Linked DNA regions of Mus musculus: region 1 is linked to region 2. The links are chromatin loops, found by intact Hi-C in ENCODE. Cell type or tissue: heart. All regions are shown on one strand.

Evidence for each region. A loop is a pair of places that touch in the nucleus more often than their neighbours do. Peaks named below come from ENCODE experiments on the same cell type or tissue, not always from the same donor. Only the 100,000 strongest peaks of a DNase experiment are listed, where the experiment ranks them.
Region 1: a loop joins it to region 2, with 8 times the contacts of the local background. A loop is called at or near these places in 3 of 42 quality-filtered maps.

What each region holds. Positions count from the first base shown.
Region 1 is chr5:35,344,287-35,352,286 of GRCm38, forward strand. No RefSeq gene overlaps it. Among named protein-coding and RNA genes, the nearest start is that of 4930478P22Rik, 13 kb to the right of the region's middle. In heart, a CTCF peak has its summit at 4,718 (motif pointing left); a DNase peak (open chromatin) is centred at 4,685; H3K27me3 peaks cover 4,859 bases.
Region 2 is chr5:34,978,384-34,986,383 of GRCm38, forward strand. All of the region lies in intron 3 of Rgs12 (regulator of G-protein signaling 12), which reads left to right. Among named protein-coding and RNA genes, the nearest start is that of Rgs12, 33 kb to the left of the region's middle. In heart, no CTCF peak of the experiment used is centred here; a DNase peak (open chromatin) is centred at 7,678; H3K27ac peaks cover 2,639 bases.

The DNA.
Region 1 (8,000 bases), 370 kb after region 2:
TCGCTGAAGAGTCTTCCATGGCTCCCTGTTATGCAGGATACATTTACAGTTTCTTGGCATGGCTCCATCCCCTGAGAGCTGCATGTCGTGCCTCTGTCTCCTCTCTCATGAGGCAGGGTTGGTATTCTCAATCTCAAAGGACTAGAAGGGACTCCATGCAGCTAGGCCATAAGCCGGTCCAGCCTGAGCCCAGCACAGAGCACGGTCCTCATGATTCTGAACTCCTGATGTCTCATCATCATCATCTCATGGTGGCGCACATCCCGAAAGCATTCACAAGTCATCGTGTCTCCTCTGCTGTCCCCACTGCAGACAGTCCTCTGAGCTTGCCATGCCCTCTCTGGAGCTTTGCTGGCCTTCAAGTCTGAATACATGAGCCTTGCCTTCCCAGGCTGACCCTGAGCCTCACCTGGTCCCCCGTACATGAAGGGCTCTGCTCTCTAGGACCCCTGGCCATGGGTTGTGAGATCTGCTCTAGAGACAGTGGTGTGTTCTGTAGAGGCAGCCCACTGGATGACAGGCGAGTCGGGGGTCCGCCCAATCGAGTAGAGGCTTCAGTGGCAGTTACCTGGGTCACTATGGAGGTCACCTTGCTAGGAACTTCAGGTGGGTACCATTGCAGGTGACCAATGCTGGCTGGAGTGGAAGAGTTCAAGAGACAGCCCAAGGGAAGGTGGCCAATGTAATTAATTCTGGGACAATCAGACAGGAGTGTCTGTCAGTCCAGGCCCACTTTTTTATAAACAGGGGACAACCTTTTAATGCCAGTCACGTGGGAGCCCTCTCCTACTCCTGTCCCAGGTCCCTGTTTTCTAAGCCAGGCCAGGCTGAGGCAGAGCCAGCCACACCCACCCTACCGTTGACATACAATCAATAAAATCCAATTTAAAGATTCTAGCAGAGGTAGGATCAACAGTTTGTGTGTGTGCAGGAGGGGAGATGGCTGCTTGGACTGGTGCCTTTGGACAGGTTGCCAAGGGTACACTGAAGTCCTCACCAGAGAGGCTCTGGTCCTCAGCCTGGGCAAGAACCATCGGGGGCAGTGGGGTGGGGGAGCAGCCAGCATGTCTAGGGAACCAGAGTGGACAAGGAAGTGAGCCAGAGAGACTGAGTATGCAATGACTGCACAGGAGAGAGATGGCTGTGAATGGGAGAGCCAAAAGGAGCATCGTAGAGACATGGGCAGGAGAAGGACTGGGGCAGGAGACGGATCTAGTCACTCAGATTGGAGTGCTCAAGGAGAGCACCCCGGAACCAGAAACAGAACCTCAGAGTGATACCAGATGTGTGGTTAGGAGACTCCGGGGCCACCTGGGTAGCTTTCAGCCTGTGCCTGCATGCACCTCCCACTTCTGCCTGCAGAATGGCAGCAAGCTTTGGGCATCAGCACTGGCCTGATGAGCCTCAGTGGAGTGTAGGTACAGACTTAGCCCCTTGTTTCCACCCACAGCAGCCTCACAGAGGTCTCCACTCGGACAATGCAGGATTCTTAACTTTACCCCAGAAAAGAACTTCAAGACAAGCCAGTGTGAGGCAGGGCTGGGGTTGATTAAAAGACTTTAACATAATTTTAATCATAAGCACAGAGGCGAGAGGGGCTCTCTGGGAAAGGACAGCACGTGCCCTATGTGGATGTGGGCTTCTCAGGAGAGAGCCATGCCTAAACGCCTTCGTGGTAGCCGTGTGCTCACCCTCTGTAGTGTCTGCTGCTCTGTCTCAAAGGCGTCTCCAGGACCCTTTCTTCTTCCTCTCTCTGGCGAATGAGGTCATTGGGTGGCTCCTGAGATGCCTTGGATAGGTTTATCCTCTGATAAAACAGAGCCATGTGTCACACCAGAGCTAAGAAGTGTCGTTTACTGTAAATGGAGATCCCAGATGCTTATGAGAGACCTTCCTATGCACCCAGGCTTTAAGCATGGCTCACCTGTGGCTGTCGATGATGGTCATTTGAAATCTCTCTGTGAACAGAATATTACTCTGTCTATGGCCCTCTCGTGAATGGTGTTAACCACTCCTGAATTCTGGATGCAGCCAGAAGAAGGCCACTGCAGACTCCCTTCCCACACCCCTGTAATCTCCCTGCCTTTCCAAAACCTTCCTCAGCACACAGATGACATAGAGAACAAACTTGGTTTTTGGCCATTTCTGTATCTGCAACAAAATTAGGTATACAGTTCCAAGTTCCCTTCTGGCCCCATGCCCCTACTGGGGCAGCTCAGAGAAAGCCATATTGTCAGAGCTCAGGAACCAATATACATGCTGACAATGAACAGAAGACTACACAACACCCAGAGCCCGTTTCTACATACTGTCCTTCTGGCTCAGGACCACACCTGGCACTGAGGCACCAGGTTCCTTGGGGCTCCTCATGGAGGTAACAGTCCTCTGCATAAATTGTCCTTGACAGCCTGAGACATGCTGGGTGAGGCCCAACAGGAATTCCATCCCTCGGTGGAACTTGTCCAGCCTGTCCCTCCTGGTGGGGTTGTGGGCTCCTGAGAGAAGGAAGAGAGGTCGCATACCACTGTCTTCCTACTGAGGCCACCTCATCAGCCTGACTCCTCACTGGTGCTGTGGACTTGGATAGCCTAGACAAGGACAGTAATGTCACCGTTTTTATTTTTGTTTTTGTTTTAATTCTTCCAGATGGAAGTTGCTATGTACAACTCATGGCCAAGAGTCGGGGTCAAGTCCCCTCCTCAAGGGCAGAGCACTGGTGACGTTCATGTGGCACTCCTCTGTGTGGGAGATGATCTTTTCTTCCCTTTCATTAACTCAGCCACTTCCTGTGGTGGCCTGGGCTTGTGGCTCTTTCTCTGGCATCCTGGGTGGCAGGCTTGTGGTACTTTACTCTCCGTCATTCCGGCTATAGCCATGGGGACTCTCAGCTTGCTCTAGTGATCTGGGACATGACCTGATTGACCTTGTCCTTGCTTTCTTGCCCTACAATGTGTCTCCTGTCCCAAGCCCAGAGTCAGTCATTTCCTTTAGAAACCTCAGCTTTCCTTGAGGGGAGGCATTAGCCACCACTATCTAGGCTCAGGAGAATTGAACGTTAGGTGACTATCACTTGGCACAAGGCTGGGCACATGGGCATCACCACCGGCTGGTGGCGCTGTGTGAAGCTGCCTCACTTAGTCCATGTTTGGCCATAGCAGGGGTGACTTCAGGGCCACCCACCAGCTTTCACTAACCACCAGGAGACTTGCACATTTGTACAGGAAAGGGAGTAAGAGCATTAAGCGCCATGAGCGTGAATGTACCGCCAGAGTGAGACACAGCCTCATCATGCCTGGGGGCCTGTGCAGTGGTACCCTTTCTGTACAGTCCTCAGAAGCAGTAAATGACCTCAAGCTAGTCCCTCTGCATGTGTCCACAGCTGGCAAGGACATGAAAGAAAACAACTACCAAGAATTGCCAGATCGGCTCAGAGGTTTAGAGCACTGATTGCTCTTCCAGAGGTCCTGAGTTCAATTCCCAGTAACCACATGGCGGCTCACAGCCATTTGTACTGGGCTCTGATGTCCTCTTCTGATGTGTCTGAAGACAGCTACAGTGTACTCACATATATAAAATAAATAAAATTTAAAAAACAAAAAAAGCTAGGCAGTGGTGGTGCACGCCTTTAATCTTAGCACTTGGGAGGCAAAGGCAGGTGGATTTCTGAGTTTGAGGCCAGTCTGGTCTACAGAGTGAGTTCCAGGACAGCCAGGGCTACACAGAGAAACCCTATCTCGAAGAAAGGAAAGGAAAAAAAGAGAGAACAAAAAAAAAAAAAAAAAAAAAAAAAACCCTGTCAGATCTACCCTTGACTGGCAGGGCGACTGCAGTCATTGGAATGAAGAATGTTTTCCATGGGCTCGTGTGTTTGAACCTGTGGTTTCCCAGTTGGTGGCAGGGTTTGAGGAGGCTATGGAACATTGATGGAGCCTGGCTGACAGAAGTGCATCACTGCAGGCCGGCTTCTCCTTCTCTCTGCTTCTTGTGTGTGGATGAAAAGGCTCAGTTAGTGCCATGTGAGGAGAGAAAAAGAAAAGTGAAGATGCTAGCTCTCTAGCCCCCACCCCTTGGTCACCTGTCTACCAAGGTTGACCTAATCCTGATTTGCTTAGTTATGTGTCTTGGGGGGTGGGGGGAGGAAGGGGGTTCCTGGATGCAGGTACCTGTGGAGGACAGAGGAGTCAGATCCTCCTGGAGCTGGAGATGCAAGCGGTCCTGAGGGTGCTGAGAACTGAAGTCCAGTCCTCTGCAAGATCATTACAAGCTCTTAACCACTGAGCCGCCTTTCCGGTCCCAGCTCTGACTTCTACCAGAGTGCTGGGTTTCAGTTCACCTGCCCTGGTGCTTTATGTAAATTAAGTCAAGTTTCAGAATGCTGAACATCAAAGCAATGGTGACACTAGCTGTATTAAGTGGAGTCCTCCAGAGTAGCAGAAGTAGGAAGATAGAAAATAGATGATAGTTGATATTTTATATATCCCTTACATTCTAATATTTTATATATCACATGTATCTATAAAAACACCCCTAAATTCAGGCCTGTATCCGTCTGTCTGCCTGGCTTAGCTCCTACTGGGTTCCCATGTACCTCCCCCTCCCCCAGGTATTTCTCTGAGAGCTGCACACACATGCCACCCAGAGTCTACTTCCTCCAGTGGTTGTTGGAGTTGGCTAAAGGGAACATAGTCCCTTGTTTGAGGGAGAGCTTTGCTGCCCCCTGCTGACTAGTCTCAGGGGGAGCTAGACTCGTTTCCCCTTGCAAAGGTGAGGAGGAAGAGAGTGGAGCAAGAGAAGGGATTCCACTGGATACCAATGGGACCGCAGGGCTTGGGTTGTATGAGCCTGGAAGGTAAACTCAGGATCTTTGCCTTTCACTTTCTCTGGCACAAGGGGATGTCACAGCATTCCCTCCTTGGAAGAGCACACATGCACAGTGCTTCCATCCCTATGCAGAAACTGAGGCTGGGGGGAGCTGACCCTGACCCTGCACAGATGGGGAGCTGACCCCAATCTCTTCACAAGAAAGGGGACTGACCCTGATCCCTCCCTGGGAGGAAAGAGAGGGGCTGGTCCTGATCTCTGTACAAGAGGGAAGCAGATTCTGGCCTCTGCACAGGATGTCTGACTCCTGATCCCTGCACAGAAGAGAGCAGAGGAACTGACTAACCCCTGTGCAGGAGGACAGCCGACCCTGACCCCTGCGCAGGAGGGGAGCTGACCCTGACTCCTGTGCAGGAGGACAGCCGACCCTGTCTCCGTACAGGAGGGAAGGGAAAGATCACTGAACAAACGGGCAGCTAAGCCCTGCCCAGGAAAGAGGGGAGAAGACACGTGTGCACTGGTGCCCCACGCCCCTGCTCTGCATCCCAAGGTTCTGCTTCGAAGTGTAAAACCAGCTCCTTCTCCTTCCACTGTATCAGATCAGGAAACAACAGTAAAGGCCCTTCAAGTCCTGGCCAGATAGGACTGCTCTGGGCTCACAGAGATGGGTTTACTGATGGCCCCTAGCACCTGGAGTGGGGGAAGAGGAGAAGCCTGCTGCTTCAGTAAGACCTGAAGCAGATGGCCTGACACGAAGGCCCTAAGGCCCCCTGACCTTTCTCCCCAGCTGTCCTTACAGAGCAGAGCAGAAGGACACAAGTGAACACTGGGTCACTCTGCCTTCAGAATTCCAAATGATCATGAAAAAACACTGAGGAAGCTGGTTCACAGTGCAGGAAGCCACCAGCTCCAAGATGCAGGTCTGCCAAGTCCAAACAAGGTAACCCAACTAACACATACCTGCTGCCTACCAAACCATGAGCACTGGGCCAGAACTTGAAGGTGGAATGCTGGCCTCACCTGTATCCAGTACCACAAAGCAAAACTAACCAAAAAAGCTCTGAGTGGCTGAGAAAAAAGTAAAGGACAGAAACAAGATAGAACAGGGAGCTACGTGGGGGTGGGGCGAGGGGTACCTGAGCTGTTCAGATCAGTCATCTATCTCTAGTGGCCCTCAGGAGAAAGGCCAGAGCTGCTGTTGTACATCTTCTGCTCTGGGTCAATGTGTATCCCCTAGGCAGTGTAGAGAGACACCAGGCCCTGGAGACAGACCCATGGGGAGGTAGGTCCACGACGACGACCCCAGAATGCAAGGACCCTGCGAGGGTTCTCTGTAGGTTCTGAAGTGTGCAATTGATGCCAAACCCCCATCCCACCCTCTTACTCCCAGCGATCCTGGTGCTTCATCCTGGTCTTGGGCTATTTCTGGCCCTTTTGAGTAGTTCTAATGGGGTACTCAAAGCCCAGAGCTGTGGGCTTTGTGTGGGACAGAGGGACAGAAGATGAAGACCAGTGGAAAAGGGACAGTGAGGTTGGTGAGAGGATTCAGGACAGTGGGCCTGGGGGACCTCGGAGGAAGGATGCAGTGGTCTACCTACCCTGTCTATGGTGCCAATGGTAAGTAGGAACAAGGTTATCTGTGAGGAAAGAGGCTCACAGGAGGACACCATCCTACCCTGGAGGTTATGTAAGAGAAGGCCTCAAGATTGTAGCCAGGTTGTCCAAAGGCCCTCTCCATTCAAGTGAACAAGGTCCCCAGACCACACTTAGAAACAGAGCAGAGTCCAGGCCCTGGATGGCCTAGGCTGCTCCTGGGGGGGCAGGATTCCCACTCAGGCTCTGTAAAGGTAACTTTTAAACCTTTATTCTCTCATTCATTACATCTTGACCACAGTTTCCCCTCCCTCCACTTCTCCCAGTCCCTCCCCCACCACCTCTTTCCCTCTGATCAAGTCTTCCTTTGTTTCCCTTCCAAAAAAGGAAAGAGAGAGAAGGAGAGAGAGGGGGGGAGGAGGGAGGAGGGGGAGGGGGAAGGGGGGAGGGGAGGGGGAGGAGGAGAGGGAAACAGGCTTCCCAAGTATATCCACCAAACATAGCCTAACAAGATACAGTAAGACTGGGCACAGACCTTCATATCACAGCTGGATGTGGTCCCAACTGCAGGCAAGAGTCAGAATCAGCCCCCACTCCCATTGTTGGGAGTCTCACAAAACCACCAAACCACACAATCATAAGGCATATTCAGAGGACCTAACTCAGACCATACAGGGTCTGTGTTTGTCTCTAGCTTCTGTGAGCCCCTGTGAGCCCCACTTAGTTGATTCTGTGGCCATGTTCTCGGTGTGTCCTCAACCCCTCTGGCTCCTACATTTCAGGGTTCCCCTGGCTCCATCTAGTGTTTGGCTGTGGGTCTCTGCATCTGCTCCCATCCATTGCTGGGTGACACCCCTCTGATGACAACTGGGCTAAGCACCCATATATGAGTATAGCAGAAAAATCATTTCCTTGATCTTTTTGACAGCCCTGTTTGGTTCTATCCTGGGTTCTGGGCTGTCCTGCCTCTGGTTCCTGCCCATCCAGGCAGTGTCAGGTTTGGGCTCCCTCTTAGTGGCATGGGCCAAAAGTGGGATCAGGGATTGACCACTCCCACAAGTTCTGTGCCACCCTTGCCCCAGCACAGTCTTGCAGGCAGGGCAGATTGTAGGTCAAAGCTTTCGGCTGGGTTGATGTCCCAGTCCCACCTCTAGGTGCCTTGCCTGATTGTAGAAGATGACGAATTCCAACTCTGTATTCTCCACTACTAGGAGATTTCTCTATGGTCATTGTCATAGATTTCAGGGAATTTCTACTGCACTAAGTGTCTACCACACCCCCAAGTCCCCGTCCATTTCAGTCATCTCCCCCACTACTCTCTCCTTCATCTCTCTTGCTCACAACCTGATCTCTCCTGTTTCCATTCCCACCAGCCCCCAGTCCACCCATGAAATATATTCTATTTCCCCTTCCCAGGGAGGTCCACGAGTCCCACCCTAGAGCCCTCCTTGTTACTTAGCCTCTCTGGGTCTGTGGGTTGTGTCATTACTGTGTTTTACTTTAACAGCTAATGTCTACTGATAAGTGAGTACATATTATGTTTATCTTTCTGGGTCTGGGTTACCTCACTCAGGATGATCTTTTCT
Region 2 (8,000 bases):
AGGGGAGAAAGGATTTATTCTGGCTCACAGCTCAAGGTTATGGGTCATCAGAGCAGAGGAGTCATGGTGGCAGGAGCTGATGGCAGGGAGTGATGACTTTGTCATGCTAGTTCTCAACTGGCTTTCTCAATTTTATACACCTGGATCTTCTGCAGGGAATGGCCTCGTCCGTGATTAAGATGGGGTTCCCAGCTGGGCAGTGGTGGCGTAGGCCTTTGATCCCAACACTCAGGAGGCAGAGGTAGACAGATCTCTGCTTTTGAGATCACCTTGGTCTACAGAGTGAGTTCCAAGACGCAGACAGCTAGAACTACACAAACCCTGTCTACAAAAACCAAAACCAACCAACCAACAAAACAAAAAGATGGGGTTCTCCAGTCAATTTCAAATAGCATAATTATGATAATCCTCCACAGACATGTCCAGAAGCCCATCTCCCAGGAGATTCTAGATTCTGCCAAGTTAAACACTAGGGGAAACTGAGGCATTGCTATTGATGACACTTGCCTTGGTGTCATAGAACCTTCTTGATTGTCTCCTGATCTTTCCCATAATTAGTGATTTCCAGTTTGAGAAGCAGCTTAAGTTCGCAAGTTGAAAATGTCTTTACTTGGCCTCCTGATCATCTACCTTGATTTCTTTTGTCTTGACTAAGCAATAGCCTTGGTAGCTGCCAGCCAGCCGGCACCTAGGGGCACTTTGCTCTGCCCTCTATGAGGGAAGTGTACTGGAGCCAATCGTTCTGTCTCTTACCTGGGTCTCTGGAGGCCTTTGCCTGCCAGCCCTCGGGCTGCAGGGATGGAATGGTGCTGAACTTAGTTCTGTCTCTCCCACCATTTGCTTTCACGGTGCTCAGTCACTCTTGACACATTAGTCTCTTCCCCCGTTGCTGTGACTTGGTGCCTAGTGCTTTCTCATTATACCCTCATGACGGTTGCAAAGCTGAGCTCATGCTGTAAAGCAAGTCTCAGCAGAGTGAGTGACAAAGGGTGCACAGCCTCATTGCAGGCAGGCTAGAAACAGCGGCATCTGTCAGCTCAGTGAGCCATTCCTTGCTAACTCATCCGGTTCAAAGAAGACATCCCCATGTATATTAGGAAGTGCTTTGAACGGAACAGCACTGGAAGTAACCACCTGCCTAAACATGCAGGGCGTGGCTAAAACCTGTTAGGTTTGAACCTGGAATGCCCCGCAGAGGCTCAGGTTTTGAATGCTTGGTCCTTAGCTGCTAAAACTACTTTGGGAAGCTGTTAGAGGCCCCATCCACAGAAGTTAGGGCCTAGTTGCGGCTCTTTGAAGGTTCCACCTGGCCTTGGTTCCACCTTTGTGCTCTCATTCTTGGCTTACTACCATGTGAACAGCCACTGACACACATTACTGCCACTGTGAATCTCAAACACTTGGTCCCCACCGTGATGGGCTGCAGTCCTCTGGAACTGCCCCAAGTGATCCTCCTCCCCAGAGTAGTTCTCACGTGACTCAAAACACCAGTGAGGGATTACTAATTTAACTTTCTTATAGTTTTTCTTTTTTGTGTGTGCATGCATGTGTGTGTGGCGGGGGAGTGTATGTACATGTTCATGTGAGTTGTATGCACATGTGCTTGCATATGGAGGTCAGAAGTTGGCATCTGGTGTCCTTCTTGGTCTGCCTTCACTTTATATTTGAGGCTAGTTTTCTCACTGAAACTCATTGATTCTGCTAGGCTAGCTGGCTAGTGAGCTCCAGAAGTCTTGTCTCTGCCCTCCGAGCACTGGGGTTGAAGATGTGTAGCACCGTGCCCAGCCGTTATGTAGGGGCTGGTAATCTGAAATCAGGTCCTCACTCTAGTGGACAGGCCTGTATAGATTGGGCTGTCTCCCCAGCCCCAACAGTGTGCGACAAGGAGAGTGGAATGTCATCTCAGGTTGGACACGAGCCAAAGAATAGGAGCAGGAGCAGGGCAGTAATCGAGAGTAAAGCAGCAGTTATCTAACAGTAGATAAAGGGGGTACTTTATTCTTAGCTGGTTTATAGGAGGCCACTATAACCTTGGAACCAAATGCTCTGAGGAGAAAGTTTAGAAGATTGGCTAATACTACCTGTGAGAATCCCAAGCAAGATATTAGCAATCAGAGTGCAGCAGTTTTTATTTTAGGGGTACATTATTTGATATTTAAAATTTTAATCCTCCCTCCCCCTAGAGTGTGTGACTTACCACATTAACAGAGTAAAGTAGGAAATAGTTACATATTAGCTAAACAGGCAGAAAACGCATTTGGTATAGTTCATTGTCCATATATGATGAACAAAAGCTAACAATGTAAGAATGAAAAGGAGCATCCAAGGTCCCACCAAGTTCTCCGAATGGCCTGTGTCATGGTGTGGCATGGTGTGGCATGGCACACATTATATACTAAGCTATCCTAAGACCAGCCAAGACAGTGTCTGCTTCTACTTTCCATTTAAGTTTTTACTGGTATTATTGTTGAGACACACAGAGATTAAAAACAACAGACATATGAAGTGCTTGCAAAAAATAAATAAAAAAGTTTTAACAGAAAATTCCAAGTGATGGCCAGTTACTCAGAGTAGTGAGGAGATTAGCAAGGCTGCTGGGTACATGGATACAAAAGTCAGTTGTGAACACAGCTAGGAAAGGATCGGGGATTCAATGCAATGCATTCTTTTGCAAGTTTAAGTTGACATACAGTTATATATTTTTATCATGTACAATATCATGTCTTGAGGTATTAATTGATATTCCATGTAACCAAATATAGTGATTTTTTTGTGTGTGTGTATGGTAAGAACATTTAACATTAAATTTCTTGTTAATTTAAAAAACCATCCTGGATAATGGATCAGTGAGATAGTTCAGAAGGTCTTAAAGATGCTTGCTGTCAAGCCGGGAAACCTGAGTTTGATCCCTAACCCATATGGTGGAAAGAGGCCCAGTTCTTACAAGTTGTCCTCTGACCTCCACGTGTGTGTTGTGGTATACACACACACACACACACACACACACACACACACCCCTCTTAACTCTTTTTCTAAGTGTAATGCTATGTCCTTTAGCTACGCTCCAGCTTTGCCCTGAATTGATGGTGCCTCTGGAGCCCCATCCTACCCTCCACCTTTGTGCAAGCAGGCTTCGGGCTTCACAGACTGAGTTCATTGGCCTTGGCCTCGCTGTGCTTGATTTGTTTCCCCTAACGTAAAAACCGTCTGAGTTACTCTGCTATTGTGCTTCAGTGCAGCTTTAATAAAAATCCCAGCAGGTGTTTACCGAATTTAAGATTATTTTTATAAAATTTTTGTGGAAATTCAAAGGGCCAAGAGGAGAAAAGATCTGTACTTAAATTTTTTATTGTGGGAAAATGCACATGATGCAGCTTGCCATTTTAACCATTTTTAGGTATGGATTGAGATTGAAATGCACCCTCCAGCTCATGGGTTGAAGATTTTTATCCCTATGTCTTGGTGCTTGGTGCTAGTTTAAGAGGTGCTAGGATTTTTACCGGGTGTGGCTTAGCTGGAGGAAGTGGGGCTTAGCCACAGTGGGTGGGACTTAGAGTAGGTGTGGCTTAGCTGGAGGAGCCAGTCACATGTGGGATGAATCCTTAGGAGCTGTTTGATTTCCCTGTCTGTCCCACCCTTCCCCCTCTCTTTCTTGCTCTCCATTTTCATTCTCCCTCTCCTGGCTCTTTCTCAGTCTTTCTTCTTGCTGGCCCCCGTGAAGTGCAGAACTTCGCTTTTCCATACCCCTCTGCATCTGTTGTCCACGAACTAAAACTTATGAAATTGTGAACCCAAATCAGTTTTCCATCTTTAAGTTGGTGCCATAGTTTTGTGTTTGTCCCCGAGCTGGTGGTTGTTCTGTGTGGATCTGAGGAGGCAAAGACATAGCTAGGTCAGACTTTGCAGGTATGCCTGAGAAGATGGGTGAGGTGAAGGCCAGAGAGGCGGTGGGAGTGGTCTGGACAGACTAGTCTCAATTCTAGGGAAGAAGGGAGTAAGGAGGGTTGGTGGGAAGGAAAGCAGGGCCTTAGAGGAGGTCTGAGGCAGCGCCTGCAGACTGCCCTTAGGGCTGCATTGGAGTCTCTTCTGTATATGCCCAGTGTGCCTGTCTTTCAGATGCAGCGTTGTGAGAAGAGTGAGATCATCTGGCAGAGTAAATGGGGTGAGCTGGGGGCTTCAGCCTGGTAGAGGGCACACAGGAGTGGGCCTGCAGACCTCCTAGGAGCTGTAAGGGGCAGGGGGGAGGCTGCTCTGTGTTAAGCCTGAGCGTATGCAGTGTGAGTATGCCTATGCTCTGTAAAGGAATTTGGAAGCCATGGATGCCACTCTCTGTCTCAGTCTCTGTCTCCTTAGCCTGTTCTTAAGTCCTAGTACTTGTGGCATCAAGCATTCTTACCATGCTGCGCTGTGCTAAGATGGAAAGTGTCCAGTGCTTGTCATCAAAGAGAGCCAGATGTTAGAAGAGAAATTAATCATAAAGTAATTCAGGGTTGTGATTATGGCTCAGTGATAGAGTCCTGGACTAGCAATTGCCTAGCATGTGCAAAACTCTGGGTTCCATCTCAGCACGCATGCGTGAACAGGCATACACAGACACACACACACACACACACACTCAAAGGTAATTGCAATTTAAGACCAGCTTCAGGCTTTGTGTTTGTTTTGTGTTTGTCTAGGTGCTGATGTGTGCTCTTGTTTGTAGAGACTGGAGGCCGTCCTCAGGTGCTGTGCTGTTACTCATCCATTGTTCACTGACCACCAGCTTCAGGCTCAGGGGTCTGCTTTCTCTGCCTCCCAATATAGCACCTTAACAGATCAACATCACTGGCTTTAAAAAAAATACTTGAGTCCTTGTGCTTTGCAAGGCAAACACTTTACTATGGAGACTGAACCATCTTCATAGCCTATTTGTTTGTTTGTTGATGCTCAGCCAAGTCTTGCCATGCCTGGCTTGCAGGTTAGCTCCCAAGGCTGGGTGGCAGTTTGAGCAGTGGGATGCTGAGACGGAGGGTGGTATGATTCCTGCAGAGGAGAAGCTACCTGAGTAGACATCAGGCCCCCTAACTGGCTACATCCTGATTGCAGCAGGATCCATGCCTTTGGCTTTTGCTGTTTGTGGGGTGAAGAGATGGGGATATAAGTGTTTATGAAAAGCTCTTCCTGGTGGGGCCAGCCATCTCTAATAATTTATTAAGGAGCCTTTGTTCATGTATGGATTTGCTGCTTTTCAAAAATCCTGCAGCTACTAGGAAGCAAAACAGACAGAGCCACTGCGCCACACAGGAAGGGAAGACGTGGGGAAACCTAGGTTGAAGCAGCTGCCCCGCTGGTGGTGTTTAGCCTGGCATGCTGACAGCCAGGAGAGAAAACCACCACTGCCGCCTGTACACAGGACCCTCATGGTTGGAGCAGGTCTGGTCCTGAAGACTGATGCTTTGTTCCGGCCCAGGTGATGAGAGGTTGCAGGACCAGCCCCAGGAAGAAATCAGAACTGAAGCCTCAGCAGAGCCTGAAGTTGGGAGAGGGAGGCATAACCAGGGAGCAGCCAGAAGGGATGTATAGACCTCCCATGGGAAGCCTATGTCCCTTAAAGCTTTGTGTGTCTGGGTATCTCCAATTCTCCTTGACTGATCTTCCATGAGTTGAACTGTGATGTTCTCTGGCACTGAAGAGGTGGACAGGAACCACCTTGCATTGAAAATCATAGTTCTTTGTGCACTGGGGAAATAAGAGATTTTGCTCACACTGCATTTAGTCTTGTAGCTGTTGTGGGATCACCGTGCAAGTATGGGGGAAGCCTTGTCATCCTCCAAGGCCTGACTCTGATCACACTGACATTCGGGCCTACAGTAGTCACCATACCTTGAGGTCTCCTGGCTGTTTATCTGCCTTGTTCTGAGTCCACCCAATGATCCCATACTGAGCTTTTGGTACTAGGCCCTTTAGTACATACTCAGGAGACCCAGGTGTCTTTACTCCATATGGAGGTGGCAAAATTGCTGCTGTGCAGGAATGGCAGCATTTCTTCCTTAGCAAGATGCCAGTATTGTGTCCAAGACCATAAGGGTGTGAGGATGACTCTAAGGACATTGTCCTAGCAGGCAAGTCCTGATTGCATGTTGGTCACTTGTGCCTCTCAAGACACTGCAGGTGCTGGTCACCTGTCCTTCCAACCACCTGTCACCCCACACTGTTTATATGATGTTGGTGTTAAAATTCCTTCCCAGAGGGAGATGTAAACATGATTTAACCCCTTCTCCTGAGGTTCTAGTTATAGTCCAAGGCCAGATTCCCTCCACACCCACTCTGGAGAACCAGTGAGCTTATTGGGCTCTGTGCTGGCTCATTTTATGTCAGCTTGACACAGCTAAAGTCATGAGAGAGAAGGGAGCCTCAAGTGAGAAATGTCTCCAGAAGAGTGGACTGCAGGCAAGCCTGGAGGGTATTTTCTTCATTAGTGGTTGATGGGGGGAGGCTCAGCCACTGTGCGTGGTGCCACCCCTAGGCTGGTGGTCCTGGGTTCTATAGGAAAGCAGACCAAGCAAGCTATGAGGAGCAAGCCAGTAAGTAGCATCCCTCCATGGCCTCTGCATCAGATCCTGCCCTGCTCGAATTCCTTTCCTGATTTCCTTTGATGATGAACAGTGATATGGAAGTGTAAGCCAAATAAACCCTTTTCTCCTCAAGTTGCTTTGGCCATGGTGTTTCATCATAGCAATGGGAACCCTAAGACAGACCTCCTTACAGAGCATAGATAAGGGGTTAGTTACAGTTCCCTCAACAGGCCATGCCTGAAAAAACTACTCAGCAAAGATAAGGTCTTCCCCATAGTTCATAGATGAAGCTCCCTCCCCTCATCTCAACATCCTTAGCCTACATACTCTAGCTCCTCCTCAGGCCATGTACAGCTCAGCAGTTACATATACCACGTGTTAGGGAGAGACTGGATACTCAGGTGAGGGGGCTTGTGACCCTCCCCGACCCTCCATGAGAGTATATAAACTGTCATAAGCCCAGCTGGGACAATCCTCCTTGTAGGGGTGCAGCTTAACTCCACAGGATGGCTGTTGCCAACAAGTGGCAGCTGGCTTGGGGCCTGGGAACCAGCCTGGAGGGCAGTGCAGGAAGGAAGGACCCACATTTGTGCATGTGTGTACATGTGCGTGTGTGCTTGTGTGCATGCTTGTGCCACAGCGTGAGTGTGGCGGTCAGAGGACAACTTGTGGGATTCTGTTCTCTCCTCCTCCTGTGTGAGTTCCAGGTATCAAACTCGGCAAGCTTGGTGGTATGTATCTTTATTCATTGAGTCATCTTGCTGGCCCTTGTTTTGCTTTCTGAGACAGGGTTTCACTGAGTAGCCTGGCTGGCCCTAAACCATCTCTTGTTGCTTGCACATTGATCTTCCTTTGGCTCCCACATTTTCCTATCTGTGGGCCGGCACTGCCTGTCCTGTATACCTGATCTCTGTCCCTGGGTAAAGCCCATGTTTTAGCCCCTACTCCTTGACCTTCCAGACTCAAGGGACCTGTCCTTTGTATTGGTGCCCTGCAGAACACTGCTGGAAGAGCTGGTTTGATCTCTTTTACCTGAGCTGGAGTTGCCACAGAATTAATTACTCTGACATGGGTACTGTTTTTCAGGTACTGACAATGGCAGGCTCCCAGGCAGCAGGGGGCGCTCAAGTCACAGTTTTGCCTCCATCCAAAGTAGTCCTATGCTCCAGATGTAGTGGGAGGAGGCCCTCCAGGTAGTGGGTGCTTAGATAGTATCTGCAGACCCAGCCACTCTTCTTGCTCACCATAGTCACAATCCCTAGCAAAGCATGCAAAAACTCCAAGTGAGAGCCAGGACAGGACTCGTGGGCAGGTGCCTTCTTGACATTTCGTGGGTTTGGTTGCTTCCACTGTAGCCTCCCCTACCTGAGACTTGGTGGTTGCAGAGCTGTCATTTTCTCTAAGATTGCTCTGCAGACAGCTCAAAATAAACTCTTTTTCTTTATA